Regions from separate parts of the Homo sapiens genome. Here all the other regions are linked to region 1. A link is a loop called in an ENCODE intact Hi-C map of the cell type or tissue named here. Cell type or tissue: prostate gland. All regions are shown on one strand.

Evidence for each region. Peaks named below come from ENCODE experiments on the same cell type or tissue, not always from the same donor. Only the 100,000 strongest peaks of a DNase experiment are listed, where the experiment ranks them.
Region 2: a loop joins it to region 1, with 2.4 times the contacts of the local background. A loop is called at or near these places in 6 of 110 quality-filtered maps.
Region 3: it touches region 1 in a loop (3-fold over the local background); 3 of 110 quality-filtered maps call a loop at or near these places.

The regions. Positions count from the first base shown.
Region 1 is chr22:32,622,489-32,626,488 of GRCh38, forward strand. All of the region lies in intron 6 of SYN3 (synapsin III), which reads right to left. It overlaps LOC107985545 (a long non-coding RNA gene), which reads left to right. Exons shown (of 3, transcript XR_001755504.2): 2 at 1,465-3,427. Among named protein-coding and RNA genes, the nearest start is that of SYN3-AS1, 50 kb to the left of the region's middle. In prostate gland, no CTCF peak of the experiment used is centred here; a DNase peak (open chromatin) is centred at 1,573; H3K27ac peaks cover 2,753 bases.
Region 2 is chr22:32,573,725-32,577,724 of GRCh38, forward strand. The region is part of intron 7 of SYN3 (synapsin III); the gene reads right to left. It overlaps SYN3-AS1 (SYN3 antisense RNA 1), which reads left to right and starts at 1,215. Exons shown (of 4, transcript XR_001755503.2): 1 at 1,215-4,000. In prostate gland, no CTCF peak of the experiment used is centred here; DNase peaks (open chromatin) are centred at 2,027 and 3,307; H3K27ac peaks cover 1,037 bases.
Region 3 is chr22:32,850,373-32,854,372 of GRCh38, forward strand. The region is part of intron 6 of SYN3 (synapsin III); the gene reads right to left. The region is part of intron 2 of TIMP3 (TIMP metallopeptidase inhibitor 3); the gene reads left to right. Among named protein-coding and RNA genes, the nearest start is that of TIMP3, 51 kb to the left of the region's middle. In prostate gland, no CTCF peak of the experiment used is centred here; DNase peaks (open chromatin) are centred at 674, 2,129 and 2,593; H3K27ac peaks cover 3,569 bases.

The DNA.
Region 1 (4,000 bases):
TTGGGGCCATTAGTGAAGCCCAGGGCTGCTTCCTTCCTGAGGGGCAGCTGAGGGGGAGGCCCAGCGCTGGCCTCAGAGGAGAGCAGCTGGAATGTGTTTTCTCACAGCCACACTTCGGTTAACATTCCAGAAAGTCAGAGCTGGGAGGGGCTTCCAGATTAGCAAGTCCAAAAGACTCTGACCCTGGGTTCCCTTGTTGAGCTGCAAAGGGGCTGTGGATCTCCAGAAATCGGATGCAAAAAAAAAAAAAAAAAAAAGTTTCTCTGTACTAGTGAGGAATTGGATTTTTGCAGGGAGAGGCTTCAAGCTTCGTTTTCTTAAAGGGGGCTGAGACACTCTTCCTACAAGTTAAGGACACAGGATGTTTCTAGTTTAGCTTGTGTTTTATGTAGAAGGGGAAACTGAAGCCCAGGGAGGGGACATGACATGCTCAGGGACAGAGATGTGACTGAGCTCATTTGAGAGCACAGCAGAAGTGTAGTTTAGGGGAGGGAGGGGCGAGGGAGACTTGTTCCTCCTGAACACATTTTCCGAAAGTGGGGCCTTTTCAACAGTGTCTACCACAACAGATTAGCCAAACAGCTATTTAAAAAAGGGATCAGACTTTAATGGAAGGAGCATGAAAGTGAGATTGTGAACCCCAGGGAGAGAAAGTTGTCACAGATTGTCAAAGGATAGTTTTTGCTTTTTTTTTTGTCATAGTTTTTTTTTCAATGGAGACAAGATCTCACTCTGTTGTTCAGGCTGGACAGCTGGGGCATGATCATTACTCACTTCAGTCTTAAACTCCTGGGCTCAAGTGATCCTCCTGCCTTGGTCTCCGTAGTAGGCCAAGGGACTACAGATGCATGCCATCACAGCTGGCTACTATTTTATGTTTTATTTTTTGTAGTGATGGGGTCTCATTATGTTGCTCAGGCTGGCCTTGAACCCCTGAGCTCAAGTGATCCTCCCATCTCGGCCTCCCAAAGCACTGGGATTACAGGTATGAGCCACTATGCCTGGCCAAGTTTTTGAAAATATGTATTGTGCACTTCCAGCAATCAATGGCGGTCTTCCCATAACCCCAACCTGCCTGCCCTGCCTGGCCTGCAGGCCTAGCTGGCAAACCTGGATATGCTCCTGGATCCCTGGAATCCAGACGTGCCACTTCCCACTCCATTCCTCTCCTTGCCATTCATTCAGCCAATATTTATTGATTTCTTTAACTCTGTATGAGATGTTGTGGATACAGTGGTGAACAAAACTCCATCTTCATAGGACTTATTCAAATTGAGGAAACTGATGGCATTTTTCTAATAATAAGAGGGGACTTGGGTCCAGGGTGGGGTGGCTGAACTCTGTCGGAAAAACGCTTCTCTGTGAGTGCCGAGGTGTCCCCTCCCACCATAAAAGAGGGTTCTGACGGGAATCGAGGACACCAATGCCCATTTGTTTCAGATTCGACATTCTCCATCTTGACAGGGTCCCCAAGGTTCTCCTGAGTCCAAGGACACCGCTGCCTCCCAGCTCATAACAAACGATGCTCACAAGCATGCCAGCCCTCTCCTTCTATGAGGCAATCCTCGGAGGCCCTTGCCAAGATCAACTGTTTGGACTTCTGCCTTGAAAACTGATCCTCTTCCGAGTCCGGTTATTGCTTTTCTGAAACATGGGGACAGTGACATCATCGCTCCCTCCCTGGCTTGGGGATTTGGTGGTCAGCATGAAGTCAGGGTTTGGAACGGTGCCTGTTCTCTGCCAATGCCCAGGGAGGCCTGGGTTGGGGGCTCTGGAGTGAATTGGGCTTGCTGGGGAAGTCCCCAGAGGCTGGGTGGGGGGTCACTTTCAAACCTGTTGCCAGCATCTGGGTCTGCCTTGCAGTCCCCAGGATGAGCAGCATTCTGAGGAGGGCTGAACTGATGGTCGGTGGATACACACCTGCCCGGTCATACCCATTGTCAGGCTATTGAAATACTTTCATCTCATTGGTAGTCATTTACCGGGAAGACTTCCTGCCACCTTAGCTGTACTGGCTTCTCCCCTGGGCCACCTCTCCATAACTCCTACCATCTAACACCTGTAGGGACCTGTCCAACAGTACTCTGATTGTTGGTGCCCTGCACCACACCCATGGATAAAGATTTCGGCGATGACTCCAGGATCGGAGTGGAGCTGTGAGAACTTGGGCTGGGCCTTTGGTCGCTGGGCACCTGCTGGAAGGCACTGCCATGTGGAAAGAGGCAAGGTCCACATCTAAAGTTCCCAGGTCTGGGCCCTGCCAACAGGAATTCTCTCCTGCCACGGTGGGACCCATTCCTTGCACAGTCACCGGTTAGCATTTCCTTGCCAGAGGCTGAAAGGCATCTCAGGGGTATTCTAGTCCTGCCCGCTAATTGTACAAGGAGACTCTGCAGCTCAGAAAGAGGATGTCACTTGCTCAAGTCAAATAAGCTGGTGACTGACCTAAGCCTTCTGCCTACCCTCTAGGTCATGATTCTCAAGGCACACAAAGATCCTGGCTTCAGAGACCATGAAGACATTCTAAACCTTCTCCTATCACTTGCCCGCTGCCTTTCTATGCCCAGGGTTGGTTTATTGGCATACCCAGCACTTTCTCTAGTTGGGTGGATTTTAGAATTAGCTTCAGCAGGGAGCCCGTCACAGTCATGTCACTCCATAACCTGGCATGCACCTAGGTAGGAACCTCAGTCTGGCAGCCCACAGGCTGAATGTGGACGGATTTCACTGGGACCACCCAGTGTTGTTGATTTTTCTTTCTAATGGAATAGATTGCCCACACTTAGAAAGTGAGGGATTTCATACAAAACTGTGGATATGGGGCTTTTTGGAACAATGGTTAGATCCAGCCATCCATGTGCCACGTTTCTGCAGGCAAGACCAGCTCCCTATAAATGGGACAGATGCTCTAGTTTGTCACCAACCACCCCTTTCTCCCAGCTGGCTTTGGTCCTTTGCTGGCCTGAAGGCACCCAAGTTTGCCATCCCCAGCCCAGAGTTATCTCAGTACATGACACGGCCTTGCTTTTTGTTTCTTGGAAAAGTTGTGGTCCAGACGGAATAAATAGACCACTTTAGCATCCTTCTTCTTTCTTCACACATTCAGGCCATTTTGGATAAGGGAGATGTTTGGGGTCTCAGGCTTATCACAGGGACAGTCATTGGTTGACCACCTGGCTGTGACTTCCAAGACTCCTTCCTTCTGCTCTTCCCACCTCTTCCCCTGACAGTGCCATGATCTCCAACCAGGCTACCCAACTCCTGACATTCCATGGCTGAGCTTTGGACTGAGTTGTGCAGATGCTTACTGAGCACCTGCAATGTTGACGCCATGTGAGGATTCAAGCAAGAGCAAGACACATTTTTGGATGCTTAGTCTTAAGGATCTAAGTCTTCTTGTGCACAACAGATAAAGATATCGATAACCGTAAGTCAAGGCCAAATATTCTGCATCACAGGAAAGGTTTCAAATCAGACAGAGCTCACGTCTACTGGGTGGGGAAGGAGGAATCAGGAAAGGCTTAAGGAAGGAGGAATCAGGAAAAGCTTAAGGAAGGAGGAGGTGTTTGAGATGGACCTTGAAATGACCGTGAAAGGAAATGGTTGGGGGTAGAGGGAGGAAAGGGTGTTCCCAGTAGGCAGAGGGAATGGCTTGAGAAGAGGCTGGGCTTGGGAGGAGACTGTGCTGAGGGTGCCTCTTGTGCAACACAGCTTGGCCAGCACTCACAGGCAGGACACACCACACATCTTTCCTGCCACCCTCCTCTGCACCCAGGGACACACACGCATCTCTCTGGGCAGGGGCACACTCAGAAGCTGAGACTTCTGTACACCTCCCAAACCTGACAACAATGTGTGCTGAGATGTTAGGGATGATGTGGGACCTAAGGTGGCAAAGATGGGCTGCGGTCATTTCTGGGAGGGCTCTGATCGTCCTGGTAGAAAGTGGGGTTAGAGTAAGGCAGGGAACCTGTTCAAGTGTAGACAAAGAGAGAAGAGT
Region 2 (4,000 bases), 49 kb before region 1:
AAAGGAAAAGGAAAGGAAAACTCACAGGGGAAGGAAGGGGTTTTTTTTTTTTTTTTTTTTTGGGAGACAGAGTCTCGCTGTGTCGCCCAGGCTGGAGTGCAGTGGTGTGATCTCGGCTCACTGCATCCTCCGCCTCCCAGGTTCAAGTGATTCTCCTGCCTCAGCCTCCCGAGTAGCTGGGATTACGGGTGCCCGCTGCCACGCCCGGCTAATTTTTTTTTTTTTTTTATTTTAGTAGAGACGGGGTTTCACTATGTTGCCCAGACTGGTCTCGAACTCCTGAGCTCAGGCAATCCTCCCGCCTCGGCCCCTCAAAATGCTGGGATTACAGGCATGAGCCACTGAGCTTGGCTGGGGTTTTTTTATTTTTAAGTTAGGACTCTCATCTCCCTCTCAGGGCCCTTTCCTTGATGAGGAAAGAAGTGAAAGTGTCCAAATTTCATTATTTTGGCAGGAAATAAAACCACCATCGTGAGCCGGGTACAGTGGCTCACACCCACAATCCCAGCCACTCGGGAGGCTGAGCAGGAGGATCGCCTGAGGCCAGGAGTGTAAGATCACCCTGGACAACATAGTGAGACCCTGTCTCTAACAAAATAAAAAAAGTAGCCATGTTTGGTGGTGCACGCCAGTAGTCCCAGCTACTTGGGTGGCTGAGGTGGGAGGATGGCTTGAGCCTAGGAGTTTGAGGCTACAGTGAGCTATGATCACGTCACTGTACTCCAGCCTGGGCACCAGAGACAGACTCCATCTCTTTAAAAAAAATCACCATCGTGTTCGATGCCAACAGCACCTGAACACAACCCACGCTTGCTAGTGTTTCATAACATGCACCTACAGGGGCTAATGTGGTTTAGCCTTGCTGGTTTCTCTGACCTCATCTCCTACCACTTGCCCCCTCCCTCTCTCTTTTACTTCCTAGAACTCACCAAGCTCAGTGTTGCCTCAGGGACTTTGCCCTTGGTACTCCCTCTGCCTGCAAAGCTCTCGCTGCAGCCAGTCCCATAGCTAGGCAGCGCCTTCTCATGATCTGAATAGCTGATGGATCATCCCATCTAAAGCAGCCCATCTGTTACTCCCAGTCATATGCTATTGCATTACTCTGTTTTGTGTTTTTCCTCGCACTTAGCACTGTCTGAAATTATTTTGTATTAATAGTTTTCTATACCCTCCAAAATAATAAGCAAAATATGGGCTCTATGAGAGTAGGGACTTGGTCTTTTAAACTCGCAAATGTATTCCCTGCTCCTTGCACACTAGCAGGTGTTTAGGAACAATTTACTGAATGAATAAAGGGATGCTGACCCTGGTACCTAGGCCCTCTTTTGACCTAAGCGGGTGGTTTTCAAACTGAATTCTATGGAGGGAATGGCGCCATGCCGGGAGCCCGGCTGGGTGGGTCTCTAGATCTCTTTTCTTTTTTCATTCAGAACAGCTCCACTAGGATCTGTTTAATATACTAAGTGTTTTCATTGTTCATTGGACAAAGGGCTCAAAGTCAAAAGAGCAAAGCCAGGTCACTGTTGAGGAAGCATTGGGTGGAAGGTTGGACGCCACATCTTTGGAAGTCCTCTTTAACCCCAATACTTGTGATTCCATGAATGGGACACAAGTCGAGTCAGCTTTGATATTGAGATGCGGTGGCAAGAAGAGAAGGACCATGACAGACGTGTTCTGGCGAGGGAGTGGGTGGGGGTTCCCCAAGCATGGGGGTGGGGGTCTTCCAGAGGGCGGCAGCCTGGTTCTAAGTTCTTCCTGCAGCTGCCTCAGCTACCTGCCCCTGAGTCATGACCTGCGATGCACTGGCTGATGCTTTTAGCTGAGGCCACATTTGAGGATCCAGCATTTTCCGACCACAACTTTAAACATAATGTTTGCTCCTCCACTCACCAAGAGAGCAACGGTCTTGCTCTCTGCGGTCTCATTAAATAGGATTCTATTTTCACAGCACTCACTTTTAGGACATTCTTATTTGCTGTTCCAGGCTCTCGGAGAGGCAGCCCAAGAGGCGCTGCTGCTAAAATGACTCTGGGCACGGTAGAGATGGGGAGATACGGAAATGAATAGCAGCTTTGTTTATTTGGCATGGGACCAGGCAAGAGGAGCTATATTAAAAAATAAATAAAGTTCCCCTTCTTTCCTCAAGACAAAAAACAAAACAAAACAAACAAAAAAAAACAAACCTATTCCGGCTGCGTGGCCAACAACACAATTTCCCTCACAGAACAGAACAGATGTGAGTACATTGAGATTAACTTTGTAGGAAGAAATTTAAAAAAATAAAATAATGATGAGCGGTCGTGGGATAGGGCTGGTGAGGGGGTAATATCAAGAGTATTTGAGATGCCCTCATTAGGAAGCCGGAAATAAAATGAAGCAATGGCCTGAGTATGGTTCTATCGACATATAGACACTCTGAGGCACCCACATATCCACAGGGCTCCCAAGTATTCCTGATTCCCTCTCTCGCAGACCTGGCTTGAGGTCTTCCCACAGTGGGGAAGAGATAATAACTATTAATAGTATGGCCATTCTCTGAGCATTCACCATGTGCCAAGCTCTGTGCCGAGTATCCCGTGCACACCATAATGGATGTAATTCACCATTCTTCCCACTGGCTTCGCTTGTCTGAGCTTCAGTTTTCCCTTCTGTAAATGGGTTTAATCAGATTACCTACCCCAGAGAGCTGCTGTGACAACTGAGTAGGAAAACGCACATGAACTACGAAGCACAGGGCCTGGCACCTAGTATGCGGTCAATAAATACACGGTTTATGATGGTGACTATTTTCCGTAAGGTATTTCAAATTCAAAATGTTAAAACCTGAACCCATTCTCTTTCCCCTTCAAGCCATTTTTTCTTGATTGTACACTTCAGTAATGGAATCGTGATAATCTTGAGTTCTTTTCCCGCCTGGCACAGTCAGTTCCCAAATTCATTCAAGTCTGCCGTTTTTCATATCACTCGACTGCATCCTTATCTCATTCCTCACGGCCTTGCTTCCTGCCTGGGTACAAACCCTTATCATCTCTTCTCTGAACTGCCGCAGTTTCTTCCTAATGGGGCCCTAATCCCCCGCTTCCAACCCCCACCCCTCTCTTCTCTTCACACCACTGCCAGGACGCCTTTTTTCCCTTATGAATCTGACCATGCCTATTCTTTGCTTGAAACCCACCAGTGGGTCTCTCTCACCAAGAAGATAAAGCCTGTATTCTAGAGTGTAGCATGAAACACTCTCATGATCTGGCCCCAGTCTCACTTTCTCTTCCTGGCCTCACTCCAGCCCAGGGCTTGTCCACACTGGCTTCACATTAGCATCACCAGGGGATAATACAATGCCAGCATCTGGGCCTTACTCCAGTCAATCACATTAGAGTCCCTGGGATTAGGCCCTGGGCAGAAGTGGAATTTACAAGCTTCCCGGGTGCTTCGAATGCACTGCCAGGGTTAAGCATCGCTGCTTCCCCCCATTCTGAGCAGCTTGCTTGGGCCTTTATGCTTTTGTGTGTAGGTCCTGCTGTGTTGGACAGTTTGCTCTGCTTTTTCTACCTGCGATGTCTCCTTATCTTTGGAGACACAGCTGAAGTTTCCCACCTTTATGGAAGTCTTCCCTGGGACCCCCTCGAAGGGGCTCCTGTTGCCCATGACATTTCCTGCTATGACAATGTAATCATTTGCTTGCATGGCTAGATTCCTGCTAGAAAGGGACCCCCTTGGGAGGCCCAATGTCCATTCATCTTTGGATCCTCACACTGTTGTGGTTGTCTAAGTACAGCGTCTACACACACTTACATGTTTTTTTGATAAATGAAAATATCATTGGAGATTTGTCCTCCATCATGACTCTAACTGGATTCTCAGCTCTTGGCTTATATTTCTGCTTTAGAGTTTATTCATTCTGCCTTGATCACAGTACATTGTCTACATGATCTTCCTCCACCACCTGTCCTCACTCTGGGAGCTTATTTCCTACCACTTTTTACCTCAAGCACTCACTCCT
Region 3 (4,000 bases), 230 kb after region 1:
TAAGCACCCTGGGATGCGGGCCATGTTACTTGTAAGGAGGAGCGGGTGGTATACAATGGAAGGGTGTACTGGTGATTGCCTTAGCACAGAAGACTGGGGCTTCACCTTGAATAACTCAGCAACTGGTTCATCACCCCATCTTTGTAAGCACCTCTCTACATGCAGAGCTCCCAGCTAGGAGCCAGGGAGGCCGTGAGGGAGATACAGTTTCCATCTTTAGGAACTAGAGTCAGGTTGGGAGAGAAGAGGCAGGTATGTGTGTGACTCATCAGAAGTTCAATGTGGGGTGTGCTGAGGTCCACAGGAACTGTCCAGCCCTTTAACTTATTGCTCATATTTGCATCCCTAGCAATTAGGGTAGGACCTGGCATGCAAAAGTGACTTGGTGAATGCTTATCTGTCTAATACGGGCATGAGGGTGAGACCCCACAGGCCTGGAAACTCCCCAGAGGAGACAAGCCGCAATGTCCAGGTAGAAGGGAGTGGAGGAGTGACGCAGCCCACGGTGGTACCCAACCATCCCCAAGGCCAACCTCCAGGCTTTCTTATTCCTGTGTCCTGAGGCTGGATGTACTAATTTTGTGGAACCTGTTGCTTTGGATTCAATTTTGCAAACATCCACAGCCTTCTGGTTATGTAATGTCCAGAGTCAGCCCTGGCCAGTTGCCCTTGGCTGCCTAAGCTTGGTCATGAGACCAGCTTATGTCTTCAGACAGCCCTGGGGAGAGAAAAATGGGCAGGGGTGGGGAACCAGCAAGAGCAACAACAACGCAAAAAGCCCACTTTGCAACCTCTGGCAGACAGCGCGGGAATGCCAAAGCATATTAGACCAAAGCAGAGGTTCAGAAAACACACGAACCTGCCTGGTCTGGAACAATCCTCATTACGAGACACTCGGTGGTCAGCAGAGAGCTGAGAGGGAAATAGCTGGGAGGCAGCAGTTCCTAAGCCTGCCTGGTTTCCTTCCTACCATCAGGGCCTGGAGACCAGGGTGACCAGAGGCCCTTCCTGTGGACATAATGTCCCATTCCCCCTTGCTGGTGTCAGACCAGCCACGGGTGGTTGTTTAGAGACCAAACAACACTTGCTAGCCTATCAGCATCAGACACTCCCACTCCCAGGCTGGTGGGCTTAGAAGACACACTCCCACTCCCAGACTGGTGGGCTTAGGCTTTCGGTTCACCATCCTTCGCCTGAGCTCATGAATCATGGTGCTGGGAATTAGATGTAGGATCCCTCGTCTTACTTCTGACAGAGGCGCAAAGGGGAAATGACTTACTCAGAGTCAAGCATTTAACTAAGGGCAGATCTGATCCCCAAGCTGAGGCATCGGAATTTCTTCCCAATCCTGTGTTCTTTATATGACTCCCAAATCTCCCTGCCATCTTAATCATCAGTCACCATCTCATGCCTTTCATTCACTCTGACCCTCCATAGAGGGTATCATGATCCATAGAACTGGTCAGTGCCCTTCTATCCAGAGACACCACTGGAATCTGCTTGTCTCTAGGTACCAGCCTGCAAGTCAGACAAGATACAGGCTAGAAGTAATAGTCCGTCCATCCATCCTCTCGTGCTTCCTTCCCACCCTCTCTCTGTGCTTAGTACTGTACTATGAACTGGGGATACAAAGATAACACTGCTTATAATTATGATAAGACTTGGCATCAGTTAACATTTACTGAGCAATTGCTTAGTGCCAGGCATTCTGCTAGGTCTTTGCATAGATCAGTACTTATACTAACACTGTAAAATAGATAACACCTTGTCCTCTGTTTGACAGGTGAGGCAACTGAGACCTGGGAGGTCATATAACTGTTAAGATTATATGGCCACAAAGTGGCAAACCTGAGCAAAACTACAGGGTCTTTGCCTATAAGGAGATAATACAGTATGGAGCAGCAGGCTGATTCATCATTCCTACCCACTTTGGGGTATATAAATGCCCACTCCATATGTTTTTAGTTCCCAGGGAACAAAAAGAGGTCAGTTTGGGTTTGTTGGTTTATCATCCAGCAGTGTAGGGCTGGACTTGTAATATCCTGCAAAGGGTGTATCAGAAAAATCTTTGTAGGAGGGAAGAGAGAGAGGCCAGAGAGGCAAGCCTGCATGAGTTTTGGCACTGGTCCCTGGGAGACTTTGTTCTAGCAGATTAGACAGTCTACCCTAGAGAGTCAGAAGGGGTGAGCAAGGGCTTCCTTAGAGCAGGACTAAAGGAACTTGGAGAACCTGAGACTCCGAGCCGCCCTGTCTGACCTCTCTCTTCTCTCACTGATGGAAGGCAGGCAGACCTTCTCCCGTCTGCTAACTCTGGAGCCTCTGACCCATCTCTCAGGAACACTTCAGTACACAGAGACCTGCGATATGTGTGTGTGTGTGAGGGAGCAGGGTGTTAGAATGTTGAGAGAGCTTATTGCAATCCCAAACTTGGAAATTAGCTGGGCTGTGGGGTGAAGGTGAAAGTTTCCAGAACTGGCTGCTCTAAGCTGTGGGGACCTTATCTCCCATCAGGACCATGAGAAACCGATCCACTGTGCCAGGAGTTATTGTTTATGTAGCGGAGACATGCTCTCCAGCTGGCTGCAGGGGACAGAACGTGGGGGACATTATGTCCCAGCTGGTCCTGGGAGGGTCCCATGGGGAGACCCGCTGGTCATGTGCTTTGCATGTCCTGACTGTAGGCAGAGCAGACCTCCAGGGACTTCCTTCCTTTAGTGGTTTGTCTAACCAAATGAGCAATAGCAGGGTCTCGCCTTTGAAGCTCTAGCTGGAAGCATCTTTGACCCCCAGCCCACAGGGAACCATTCTTCTTGCAATGCCCGTGGTTCTTCCTGCCTTAGGACTCTCATCCAGCCCTCTGCAGAGACTGGCTCCATTTCTACATTCTCTGCCTGTCCTGCTAGACAAATTGCTGTATAGAGAAAGATCATGGCCGTGATAGCTCGGTCGGTCTGTAAATAAGAATTTGTGGGTTTAAATGAGTCCGTGATGTACACCAGCATCCAGAACAGTGTTGATCTTTGGTAGGCATGCAAGACATAGTTGGAATCATTGAGGCAACTCATGCTGTCAATGTAGAGTGAAGGCCAGACATTTCATAAGAAATATGCAAATGTCCCCAGACTCAGAAACTTCTTTTTTACTTTATTTGTCCCTTCACTCCAAGGGAAGCTAACATCTTGGAACTTTGTGTAGATGCTACCAAGAAGAAGAAGAGGGGCCCAGAGGCATGCAGAACCCAGCTGAAAAAGAACAACCCACTTATGTCTGAAGTTCTAAACCAGCTTTAACTACTCTTGTTAAGAGCTGAGGAAGGGACTTAGGAGAAAGGGGACCAAACTCATTCCTCCTCTCCTTACGAATTTCAGTATAACTTGTTCTAAGCTAACTTTTATTGAATGTTGTGGGCTGACTGCTATTCTAAGTCATTTGCTTCTCTCAAACACCCTAAGAAGTGCTTTGACCCATTTTACAGATGAAGAAACTGAGACCCAAAGAGGTTAAGTAACTTTCCAAGTGGCGAACACAGGTGGCAGAGAAGATTGAAGATTCAAACTCTGGCTGTCAGCCTCCAAAACCTGAATTTACCACTGATCTCCATGGCATTGGTTTGGATTAGATTACCTTTAACATCTTTTCCAACTCTGAGATTCTAGGATTCTCTGATGTCAGGACATTATAAACCTATTATAACTCTCCTAAATTTGTCAAACCAATTCTAGATCTCTATGATTACAGACATGATACTTTTAGAATCAATATTTAAATCAAGGTAGGATTATTACACAGAAAACACAACTGAGTAGAATCTACCTTTGCCATGTTGTTCTTTTCAGAATTGACCCTAAAACACAGCGCTATGTTTGTCAGAGCCAGTCATTTGTAATGTGTCAGAATTTCGACTCTAGGCAAGTGCTAGGAGCTAAAATGCAGGTTCCTTCAAACTTCCAAGTAGCTGCGGTGCCAAGCTGATTTCGATGAGTTGAGTTCTTACTGAGCA